Regions from separate parts of the Homo sapiens genome. Here region 1 is linked to region 2. A link is a loop called in an ENCODE intact Hi-C map of the cell type or tissue named here. Cell type or tissue: CD14-positive monocyte. All regions are shown on one strand. Links, peaks and the distances in the headings refer to the core of each region. The heading gives the core; the rest is flanking DNA. Region 1 overlaps ASIP (agouti signaling protein). Region 2 overlaps ACSS2 (acyl-CoA synthetase short chain family member 2).

Evidence for each region. Hi-C counts contacts between places; a loop is a spot of excess contacts. Peaks named below come from ENCODE experiments on the same cell type or tissue, not always from the same donor. Only the 100,000 strongest peaks of a DNase experiment are listed, where the experiment ranks them.
Region 1: a loop joins it to region 2, with 9 times the contacts of the local background. A loop is called at or near these places in 1 of 110 quality-filtered maps.

Annotation. Positions count from the first base shown.
Region 1 is chr20:34,265,969-34,271,345 of GRCh38, forward strand. ASIP (agouti signaling protein) reads left to right here. Exons shown (of 4, transcript NM_001672.3): 4 at 3,023-3,376. The coding sequence ends at 3,199. It also overlaps a transcript of AHCY not described here. Among named protein-coding and RNA genes, the nearest start is that of ASIP, 27 kb to the left of the region's middle. In CD14-positive monocyte, for the core only: no CTCF peak of the experiment used is centred there; a DNase peak (open chromatin) is centred at 3,163; H3K4me3 peaks cover 1,185 bases; H3K27me3 peaks cover 407 bases.
Region 2 is chr20:34,914,499-34,919,875 of GRCh38, forward strand. ACSS2 (acyl-CoA synthetase short chain family member 2) reads left to right here. Exons shown (of 18, transcript NM_018677.4): 8 at 4,937-5,074. Among named protein-coding and RNA genes, the nearest start is that of GSS, 39 kb to the right of the region's middle. In CD14-positive monocyte, for the core only: no CTCF peak of the experiment used is centred there; no DNase peak of the experiment used is centred there.

The sequences.
Region 1 (5,377 bases), core at 282-5,281, 650 kb before region 2:
GGGGGAAGTTAAAACATTGTTAGTAAATTCTGGGTGAATGGATGGTATTGCCTACCAAAGGCTCTAAATTTGAGGCCTAAATCTCTGTGTTAAAAGGCATAATGGCCAGGCACGGTGGCTCACGCCTATAATCCCAGCACTTTGGGAGGCTGAGGTGGGTGGACCACAAGGTCAGGAGATCAAGACCATCCTGGCTAACACGGAGAAACCCCGTCTCTACTAAAAATACAAAAATTAGCCGGAGGTGGTGGCGGGCGCCTGTAGTCCCAGCTACTTGGGAGGCTGAGGCAGGAGAATGGCGTGAACCCGGGAGGCAGAGTACAGTGAGCCGAGACCGTGCCACTACACTCCAGCCTGGGTGACAGAGCGAGACTCCGTCTCAAAAATAATATAAAATAAAACAAAAAATAAAAGGCAGATTAGGCCAGGCACGGTGGCTCATAACTGTAATCCCAGCACTTCAGGAGGCTGAGGCAGGCAGATCACCTGAGGTTAAGAGTTAGAGACCAGCCTAGCCAACATGGTGAAACCCCGTCTCTACTAAAAATACAAAAATTAGCTGGGCGTGGTGGTGCACGCCTGTAATCCCAGCTACCTGGGAGACTGAGGCAGGAGAATCACTGGAACCCGGGAGATGAAGGTTGCAGTGAGCCGAGATGGCACCACTACACTCCAGCCTGGGTGACACAGCAAGACTCCATCTCAAAAACAAACAAACAAACAAACAAAAAAGGCAGATTATAAAGTGTTAGAAAGGCACTAAGGACACGTTAGCACCAAACTGACCCTTTCAAGTTGAAAAAGATTGAAAAAAGAATCCTTTTTTATTGTATAATTCAGGATCATTTAACATTCACGTACCACCTAAAATCATACCACCATTAACACAGGTTCCCACTTTGGGAAATACTGGACTGAGGCATTGCTGAAATGCACACCTTATTCCTGTCTTAGTGTGCCTCAGTTTATCATATCAACTGTAACCAAAGCAAGGAGCACTGGATTAGGTATTAGGAGGTAGGATCTGGCACTGTGTGATCTTGAAAGTCCCTGCTCTTTTCTAGGCCTATTTTGTTGGCTGTAAAGTGAACAAGCAAGATGAGATTATTGACAGATAAAAATATATAACTGACAAATATATTTATATGCTAAGCACTGGGAACATAGCAGTGAATAAGAAAGATATATCTTATCCTTGGTCTCATGGAGTTTACATTCTTGTGGAGAAAACAGGTGAACAGCAAGTAAATCAATAAATAGGTAAATAAATTCAGATGTTAAAGAGTGCAAAGAAATTACAGCACGGTAATGAGACTGAAGGGAAGAGTGGTCTGGGAAGGCCTCTGTAAGGAAGTAGCATTTAAATAGAGTGAAAAACTCAGTAACCTAGAGCAGCAGCGTCCAATAGAAATACAATGTGAGGCCAGGCGCGGTGGCTCACATCTGTAATCTCAGCACTTTGGGAGGGCGACAAGAGTGAAACTGGCTCTCAAAAAAAAAAAAAAAAAAAAAAAAGAACTGTGATGTGAGCTACATAATTTTAAATTTGCTTATGGCCACTTTATTTATTTATTTTTTTTGAGACAGAGTTTTGCTCTTGTTGCCCAGGCTGGAGTGCAATGGCGCAATCTCCACTCACAGCAACCTCCACCTCCCCGGTTCAAACAATTCTCCTGCCTCAGCCTCCCGGGAGTAGCTGGGATTACAGATGTGCCACCATGCTGGGCTAATTTTTGTATTTTTAGTAGAGACGGGTTTCTCCATGTCGGTCGGGCTGGTCCCAAACTCCCGACCTCAGGTGATCCGCCTGCCTAGGCCTCCCAAAGTGCTGGGATTACAGGCATGAGCCACCACACCCAGTTGATAACCATATTTAAAAAAAAAAAAGGTGCAATTAATTGTAATATTTTATTTAACCTAGTGTATTCAAAATGTTAACATTTCAATATGTGATTAATTTAAAAAGTTATTGAAATAATTTATTTTTGTTGTGCTAAATCTTTGAAATCTGGTGCATAGTTTACAGCACATCTCATTCCAATGCTCAGTTTTGACAAGCATAAAATGTAGTTCTAACTAAAAAGTTGTGTTTAAGAGGAAGAATATTTTTATATTGCTTCAGTTTTACATTTTAAATTTAAATTAATTAAAATTAAATTTGAAAATTCAGTTTCTAGGTTGCACTAGACACATTTCACGTACTCAGTAGCCACAGATGACCAGTGGCTACCTGTATCGAAGGTACAAAAACCAGTGGCTATTTCCTTCCCAGGAAAAGAAGCAGCAAGCTGTGGCAGCAGTGTCCAAGACAGCTCCTGCTGGGTTCCTGCAGCAGGAACTCACCTGCTGCGTTCGGTGCACAGCGGGGCAGCGAAGTTAACAGGGGTCGGAGAGGCAAGCAAGGGCCAAATCTCAAAGGCCAAAAGAAAGTTCATGTTTCATTTTAAGTTCAAAGAGAAACCACTTAGGCCGGGCGCGGTGGCTCACGCCTGTAATGTAAACCCAGCACTTTGGGAGGCCGAGGCAGGCAGATCACTTTAGCTCAAGAGTTTGAGACCAACCTGGACAATAAGTGAGACCCCGTCTATAAAAACATAGAAAATAAAATAAAAATAAATTTAGCCAAGCGTGGTGGTGCGCACATGTGGTCCCAGCTACTTGGGAGGTTGAAGTGGCAGAATCGCCTGAGCCCGAGATCGAGATTGCAGTGAGCCGAGATCGCGCCACTGCAGTCCAGCCTGGCTGACAGAGTGAAACCCTGTCTAAAAAAAAAACAAAAAACAAACAAACAAAAAAAACACAAACTAGGGAGAAGACGACCAGGGCCAGGCAAGAGCCAGGTAAGTCTGGATGGGGATGGAGGTGAGGGAATCTGACTGGGGGAGCGGGCGGTGGGCGGTGGGCAAGCCAGCGGGGAAACCTCTGGTCCGGGATCTCCCTAGCCCGAGGAGCTCCCAGGCAGAGGTGAGGACCGGAGGGGTGGGCGTGGCCGGCTCATAAAGCCCCGGCGTTTCCCACGCAGAAGGAGGCTTCGATGAAGAAAGTGGTGCGGCCCCGGACCCCCCTATCTGCGCCCTGCGTGGCCACCCGCAACAGCTGCAAGCCGCCGGCACCCGCCTGCTGCGACCCGTGCGCCTCCTGCCAGTGCCGCTTCTTCCGCAGCGCCTGCTCCTGCCGCGTGCTCAGCCTCAACTGCTGAGCGCCCCCACTCCCGGCCGCGAGCAGGCAGGGCTTCGGGGACGCGGGGCGCTTCTCGGGCGGGTGATCCCTAACAGGGCGGCTTCCCAGGGCTGCAGGCGGGCGGAGGTTCCAGGAGATGGGACTTCAGGGAGACCTGGCTTGGGCTAAAATCGAAATACAATATATATAGGCTGCTCGAAGGTGTGCGGCTGTTTCTGTAAAGGTCCCGAAAGTTCTCGGTCCCTTCGCCACGGAGTCCCGCGCTGCTCTCCCGGGGCTCAGGAAACCCGGGCGTCCCAGCCTCACAGCTGCACTCCCAGTCACCGCTGCTGCCGACCTGGGGGTTAGGAACGAGGCTATCCCCTGCCTTTAAACCTGGGAACACCCGAGGCTGCCTCCAAAACCAGGAAATTCAGACCAGCCAGGAAGAAAGGAACAGCCTTTCAGTCTCACACATTTCCTCCTAGGTGCTCCCCTCTCCCCAGGGGAAAAAAAAAACGGAAAGAAAGAAAGAGGCCAAGCGCGGTGGCTCACGCCTGTAATCCCAGCACTTTGGGAGGCCGAGGCGGGCGGATCTCCTGAGGTCTGGAGATCGAGACCATCCTGACCAATATGGAGAAACCCCGTCTCTACAAAAAATATAAAATTATTTGGGTGTGGTGGCGCATGCGGTAAATCTCAGCTACTTGGGAGGCTGAGGCAGGAGAATCGCTTGAACCCGGGAGGCGGAGGTTGCAGTGAGCTGAGATCACGCCGTTGCACTCCAGCCTGGGCAACAAGAGCGAGAAACTCTGTCTTAAAAAAAAAAAAAAAAAAAAAAAAAAAAAAAAACAAGAAAAAAGAAAGAAATCCGAGGCTGGACGATCACTTGAGGCCAGAAGTTCAAGACCAGCCTGGGCTACATAGTGAGAGACTCCCCGCCACCCCACCGGTCTGTACAAAAAGTTTTAAAAATTAGCCGGGTGTGGTGGCATGCACCGGTAGTCCCAGCTACTCAGGCAGCTAAGTCAGGAGAATCACTTGAGCCCTGGAGTTGGAGGCTGCAGTGAGCTATGATCACACCACTGCACTCCAGGCTTGGCCACAGAGTGAAACTCTGGTTAAAAAAAAAAAAAAGGAAATAATCATTCCTGTTCTTGTTATAAATCCAAGGTAGTGTCCTGTTCCCTCTCTGTTCCTTAACACAAGAAACAAACACACACACCCCCACACAGGAAAGCTGCCAGATGCTTGTTTTGTTTTCTGTTATTTAGGTTGCAGTCCTACAGGGCAAGAACCTTTTGTTCCTTGTACCACAGTTGCTGCTGAGTAAATGTCATATTGGGAAGATACCGCAGTCACTCCTCGTGTTTTCCAGACACTGTTCACCAAGCAGGCACCATTTGGCCCCCAGGGGTGAGGCCAGGATGCAAAGCTAAAGACTCAGTCGATTAGTAACAAAGCCACTTGGCTGCTGGGTCCAGACAACCACATGGAAGACCAACCCATTCATTCATTCATTCAGCAAATGTGTATTGAGCACCTAGTGTGTGCCAGGTGCTGTGGACATAGTGGTGAAGAAGTCCAATATGGATCCTCTCCTTACAGAGCTTATGGGCCAGTGACCCATGGCCATTGTCTCTTGTTAGAGGTTAGAACCGTTGTTAGCATATGTGGTCTATTCCCTCAGACTATCAGTTTTGGTTTTTCTTTAGAGATGGGGTCTTGCTATGTTGCTCAAGCTGGTCTCAAACTCCTGGCCTCAAGCAATCCTCCTGCCTCAACCTCCCAAAGTGCTGAGATTACAGACATGAGCCACTGGGCCCAGCCAGTTCTTGCTTTTGTTTGTTTGTTTGTTTGTTTTGAGAAAGAGTCTCACTCTGTCACTCAGGTGGGAGTGCAGTGGTGCAATCTTGCCTCACTGGAGCCTCCAACTCCCAGGCTCAAGCTATCCCCCAACCTCAGCCTCCCAAGTAGCTAATTTTTGTATTTTTAGTAGAGACAGGGTTTCGCCATGATGGCCAGGCTGGTCTCAAACTCCTGGCTTCAAGTGAACCACCCGCCTCAGCCTCCCAAAGTGCTGGGATTACAGGTATGAGCCACCACGCCCCACCTCCTTCTCCTTTTCAGAATTCCTCCTCAAGCCTAAAGTGCTAAGAGCATGGTCCTGGGCCTCTCAAAACTCTGCTGGTCTAATGACCAGAACTGAAACTCACAT
Region 2 (5,377 bases), core at 63-5,062:
AAATTCTTGATGTCCTTCTTTGCCTGCTCATCAGTATACTGAGGATCCAGGAGCAATTCTAGGAATGCCTCCTCTAGCAGGGCTAGGTGGGAACTGGAAGACTTTGACCTTGACTGTGGGTAGAGAGGCCCTTGTACCTTGAGAACATAGCACAAGCGATTGTAAGGGAGACTCCTATGCTGGTTGGGGTATCCTTGTGGGCACAGGGGATCCTCAGGGCCTAGGCTTGTGTTAGAAATGTCTAACTTGAGTGACAATATATAGTCATCTCCATTACTAGGCTGTGATGTGGGGTGGGCTATCTTTGTGGCCTAAGGGATGCCCACCTTGGAAGGACCAGAGTCCAGCCCTCACAATATGGCCTTTGTTAGCTTTGGACCCCCAGGCTTCTGGTGGGAATGGTAGAAATGCCCAGTGATGGCCTCCAGGCTGAGCAGCATGAGGGATCAAAGTTCTGGGGTTGAGTAAGAGTCTGTGACTTGAGGCTCCCTGAGGGGTCTTAGGGCTAGAGAGGCTGTAGTCTAGTTTAGGGAAGTTGGAAAGCCCAATCAGTGTTAGGGGTTTTACATATATAGGGGCTGGAATCAGGATCAGGAAAATGGAAGCTGGGAGGACCAGTGAGAAGGGAGTTTGGGGTTTATGACACACTGACCCTTTCCTCCCACTCCCTGTATACTTGGACCCTCCTCACTACCCTTTTCATCCTGGGCTCTTAACAGGGTAAACTGAAAGAGAAATCCAAGCGTGTTCAGCCCCAGGTATCCATTTCTGCACTGCCGTGGGCACCGCTTCTCTGTTTGCTTGTCTGTGTGCTCATCTGCCCTTTGCCTGTTTGCCCCATTGAGGTGGCTGCCAGACCTAACCTCCTTCCCCTTGCCCCTGGGCAACTTGACATCTAAGCCACTGAAGGGTGGTGAAATTAAATGTCCGTTACTGCCTCTGTGAATTGGTATAGAGTATGGATCTTAGAGAGGTAACAGCAGAACACATTTTATCCTGATACTCAGGACCTTTGTGGGAGAGGGGACAAGGTAACCTGTCAGAAAACATTTACTGTGCAGGTAGCTGGAGCAGAGCCGAGAGACAGGAGGAGGAGGAGGTGGAGGAGGTTCAGACCCTGACTTTGGGAATTCACTGTCAAGTTGGGGAGTTAGACATGTATTATTAATACAAAGGAAAATCTAAGTTTTATACAGGACAGCAGAGGAGATTCCTAAATACATTTATATAGTGCTTTGGGATTTATAAACTGCATATAACTTTGTAATATGATTAAGTGCTAAACTGAACAAAAGTCATATTGTAGGTGGTTCTAAGAAGGGAGATCCATAAGGGGGTGCTCAAAGCAGATTAGTATCGAGGAAAGAGTGGGCCTGAAGTCCAGAGACCAATTTTTAGCTGTATGACCTTGAGTAAGTCAATTCTCCCCTCTGGGATTCAGTTTCCTTATCAGTAATGGAGAGATGATAACACATGTTATAAAAGGAAACAGCTTCCCTTCCTAAAACAACACATAAAGCTCACTATTCCTCTGGATTTTACCATCTTCACAGGGTGTCTTACTCTAAATCTGCTATGATTAACCTCTTAGGCCAATGGTAGATATAAGCCCCTTTTCTCTATTCTCATTAGCATGGCGGAGACAGATCTGATTCCTAGGGCATACTGCTTTCCTTTTAAAACTCAGGCAGGACCTACACCCTTTCTTTTGAAAGAGGTGACAAACTTAGTGGCTTAAATTGTAATCTCTGGAGCCAGATTACTTGGGTTCAAATCCTGGCTCTGCCATCTGCTGCTGTGTAAACTTGAACAAATTACTTAAGCTCTCTCGCTTGTTTCTCCATCTGTAAGATAAGGATAATAATTATACCTATGTTATCGGGTTTTGTCAATATATGTAAGGTGTTTGGCACATAGTAACTACTCAATAAATGTTAGCTGTTTTTTCCTTCCCCTTAATGCAACAGACAGATTGGCATTTCTAAAACAGAGACCAGAAAAGAAATAACAAACTCTTGTAATTCTTAATACCAGAGACCTTCAGGCCAAAGGCTACTGGATTTTTGTTTCTTGGAGGTGAAAATAACCAGTTTCCAAAATACCAAAGAGCATAAAAATAGGCTTAAAAAGTCCAGGTTGTTGGTCTGAGAATTGCAGTCAAAGCTGCAAAAATCTTTCTGACAATGGGCCCCATATTTAAAAATTAAAAAATAGTTTTCAAAAGAGCTGCAAAAATCCTGGCAGGGCTCCAAACCCCTTTATCCTTAAACAATCTTCCAGGGAGATCCTGGCAGGGTTTGCAGGGACCCTCCTCAACCATATCGTCTATGAGCTCCCTCATATTCCTCTCCCGTACATGGCAGCTGCCCTCCTTGAGACTATCCTGGTCCAAGGACAAAGGCCAACTCCTCAATTCTTATTTTAGAAAATTCAGACCTTTTCCTGGTGCAGAGCCTGGGGCCTCATAGGCACACACCTAATTCACAATCAAAGGTTGCTTTGCTAATTGAGTTCACTCTGCTTCCTGGTGCTAGTTATCAGTTCCACACCTGGAGTACTCTGACCCCTCCACCTCTATATACACACCCACCCACAAAAGAAATAATAAGATTATAAGAGTGCCCTCATTGCAGAGCCACAGTTGTAACTATGCCTTGTCCTTACATGTACTTAGTGCCTGTTCTGTGGCAGTTCACAGTGCTGTAGACCAGCACCATTTGTCCAAAGCAGTATTGATACTTCTGGTTGAATACCTTAGTGCCCCCATCTCAAGTGATCATTTGGCAGGAAAAAAAGTACCCATGTGACAATGTATGTGTAGATGCATATGGATAGACCAAATCAGGTGTGTTCTTATGTTTTCTAACCGTAGGCAGCTTTCTCTCTCTTCTTCCTTTTTCTAGGCTTGTCGTTTTTATGATGTTGATAATCCAGAAATTTCAAATTCTCTACCATAAGGGGCAGGTGGTACAGAAAGAACGGAGTGGTTAGAGAGTCATTTTCTAATTTATCAAGCTATATATCTAACACTCCAGAAGTTTTTTTAACCAAATATGCACACAACAAATTAGCATATATCCTTATAATGGGAGAATGGCATTTATCTTACACCATCATGTCTACCTGCCAGCCAGGGCCATTGAACATACAAGAATCTAATTAATATGAAAGGACTTTGTGACAGCTAAAGCAAACCCCAAACAGTTCCTATCATCACACTCTTAAGTTTTTGTGGGTTTTTTTTGTTGTTTTTGTTTTTGTTTTTGTTTTTTGAGATGGAGTCTCACTCTGTCGCTCAGGCTGAAGTACAGTGGTACGATCTCGGCTTACTGCAACTTCTGCTTCCTGGTTTCAAGTGATTCTCCTGCCTCACCCTCCCAAGTAGCTGGGATTACAGGTGTCTACCACCACGCCTGGCTACTTTTTGTATTTTTAGTAGAGATGAGGTTTCACCATGTTGGCCAGGCTGGTCTTGAACTCACTCCTCACCTCAGGTGATCTGCCCACTTTGGCCTCCCAAAGTGCTGGGATTACAGGCGTGAGCCACCGCGCCCAGCCCCACACTCTTAAGTTTAACTCCCAGTAGTCACTGAACTAACCTCTGTCTCTCCTGACATTCATCAGTCTTCCTCATCTCACCCCAACCTCTACCCTTGGGGCAATCCAAGGCTTGATGTTTACTAGATAATACTTTTTTCTTTTGGTGTTTACCACATCCTGTGAGTCTGTTAAGGCAAGAATGACTGTCCTCATTTGTAAAAGGAGAGACTTAAGGTAAAGTGATTTGCCCAAGGTCATATAGCTAGGAAGTGGCAGAACTGGTATTGAAGTACACTGAAGATTTTGGACAAATTCAAGGGATCTAACTTCATTCAGCAGATGGTAGACTCAAAATTGGTGTTCAAAGAGGTGATATAGACAGAAAAGTAAAACAGTTTCAAAGGAGAATTTAGAGAAGTTTCAGGATGACAGATCCAGAAGTAATTATCAAAGGCATAGGGGGACATCCTTCTACTGGGAGAAGTCCACCTTGGTCCTTCTTCACCAACTTGAAGCAAAGCTTCCTGCTGAATGGAACCTGTCCCCTCAAGCAAAAGTCTCTATGGGAAACCCTATTGGTACCAGTGGTGTAAAGGCAGGAGCAGAGCTAGGGTAGGAAACACGCAGATGTGGATTGGGTCTGGACATGTAGGCAAAAGTGCTTGGACCAAGATCTGTTGACTTATTTTACTACTAACAGGGTCAGGTGCCCACCTCACCTGTAAGCTCTGACTAATTTTGCATTTCTGAATTGTGTGGTGTCCGCATCCCTGCTAATGAGCCTAGTCCCATAAGTACATATGTATGTATGTAGACCTGTGTGTGCATAGTCATTCATCCAACAAAAATTGACTGAGTGCCAGGCACTTTGCTAGGTGTTGGGAGATATGGCAGGGGTCGGGAGGAAAGACATTTCACCTCCTTCATAGATGTCGCTATCTAGATGGGGAGACAGTAATCAAGTAGACAACTAAACAAAATAACAGGAAATATGTACTGTGTGGGAAAGAAACATGGTGTTGTGATCAATAATAATAGCAGGGTTGGGGGTAGCAATCTATCAGATACTGTTCAGGTAAAGGCTTTCCAAGAAGGTGACATTTCAGCTCAGAATTGAAGGATGGGAAGGGACCAGCCAAGGGTTCCTCCTCAGCCTGAGGCCAGGTGAGAGGAGTTCTGGGGTAGAGATGGGGGTAGGATGGCAGGGTGGTTGGAGTACTCAGTAAGCTTGGGTTCTGCTCCTGTTCTTTCTGTTCCATTCCATCCTTGAAGGGCCTTCTCTCCCTTCCTGTACTCCTACCTGCCTGTCCCACCTCATTCCCTCCAGGGGCAAGGTACGGGTGTATCTTGTCCCCATCTTGAGCTGTTCACAGTTCTTCCCTGCCCATCCCTGCAGATCTCATGGAACCAAGGGATTGACTTGTGGTGGCATGAGCTCATGCAAGAGGCAGGGGATGAGTGTGAGCCCGAGTGGTGTGATGCCGAGGACCCACTCTTCATCCTGTACACCAGTGGCTCCACAGGCAAACCCAAGGCAAGTGTGTGTGTGTGTGTGTGTGTGTGTGTGTGTGTGTGTGTGTGTATTATGTAGGGGTAAGAAGTAAGTTTCTGAGGAAACAAGTAATGAAATTATTTTTTTCCTACAACCCTGAGTTTTGGAAATGTAGCATTGTCTTTTCTAAATCAAATTAAGACATAAATCCTCAATCTATAGGTGGTGAGGCCCAGGGTGAGACAGTTCAGGTGGAGGGTTTTCATACAGCTGACATGGATGTTCTTTCCCTATGCACCCATGGTTTGGTTGAAGGAGAGCTATTCTGTTAACTCAAGGCCAAGG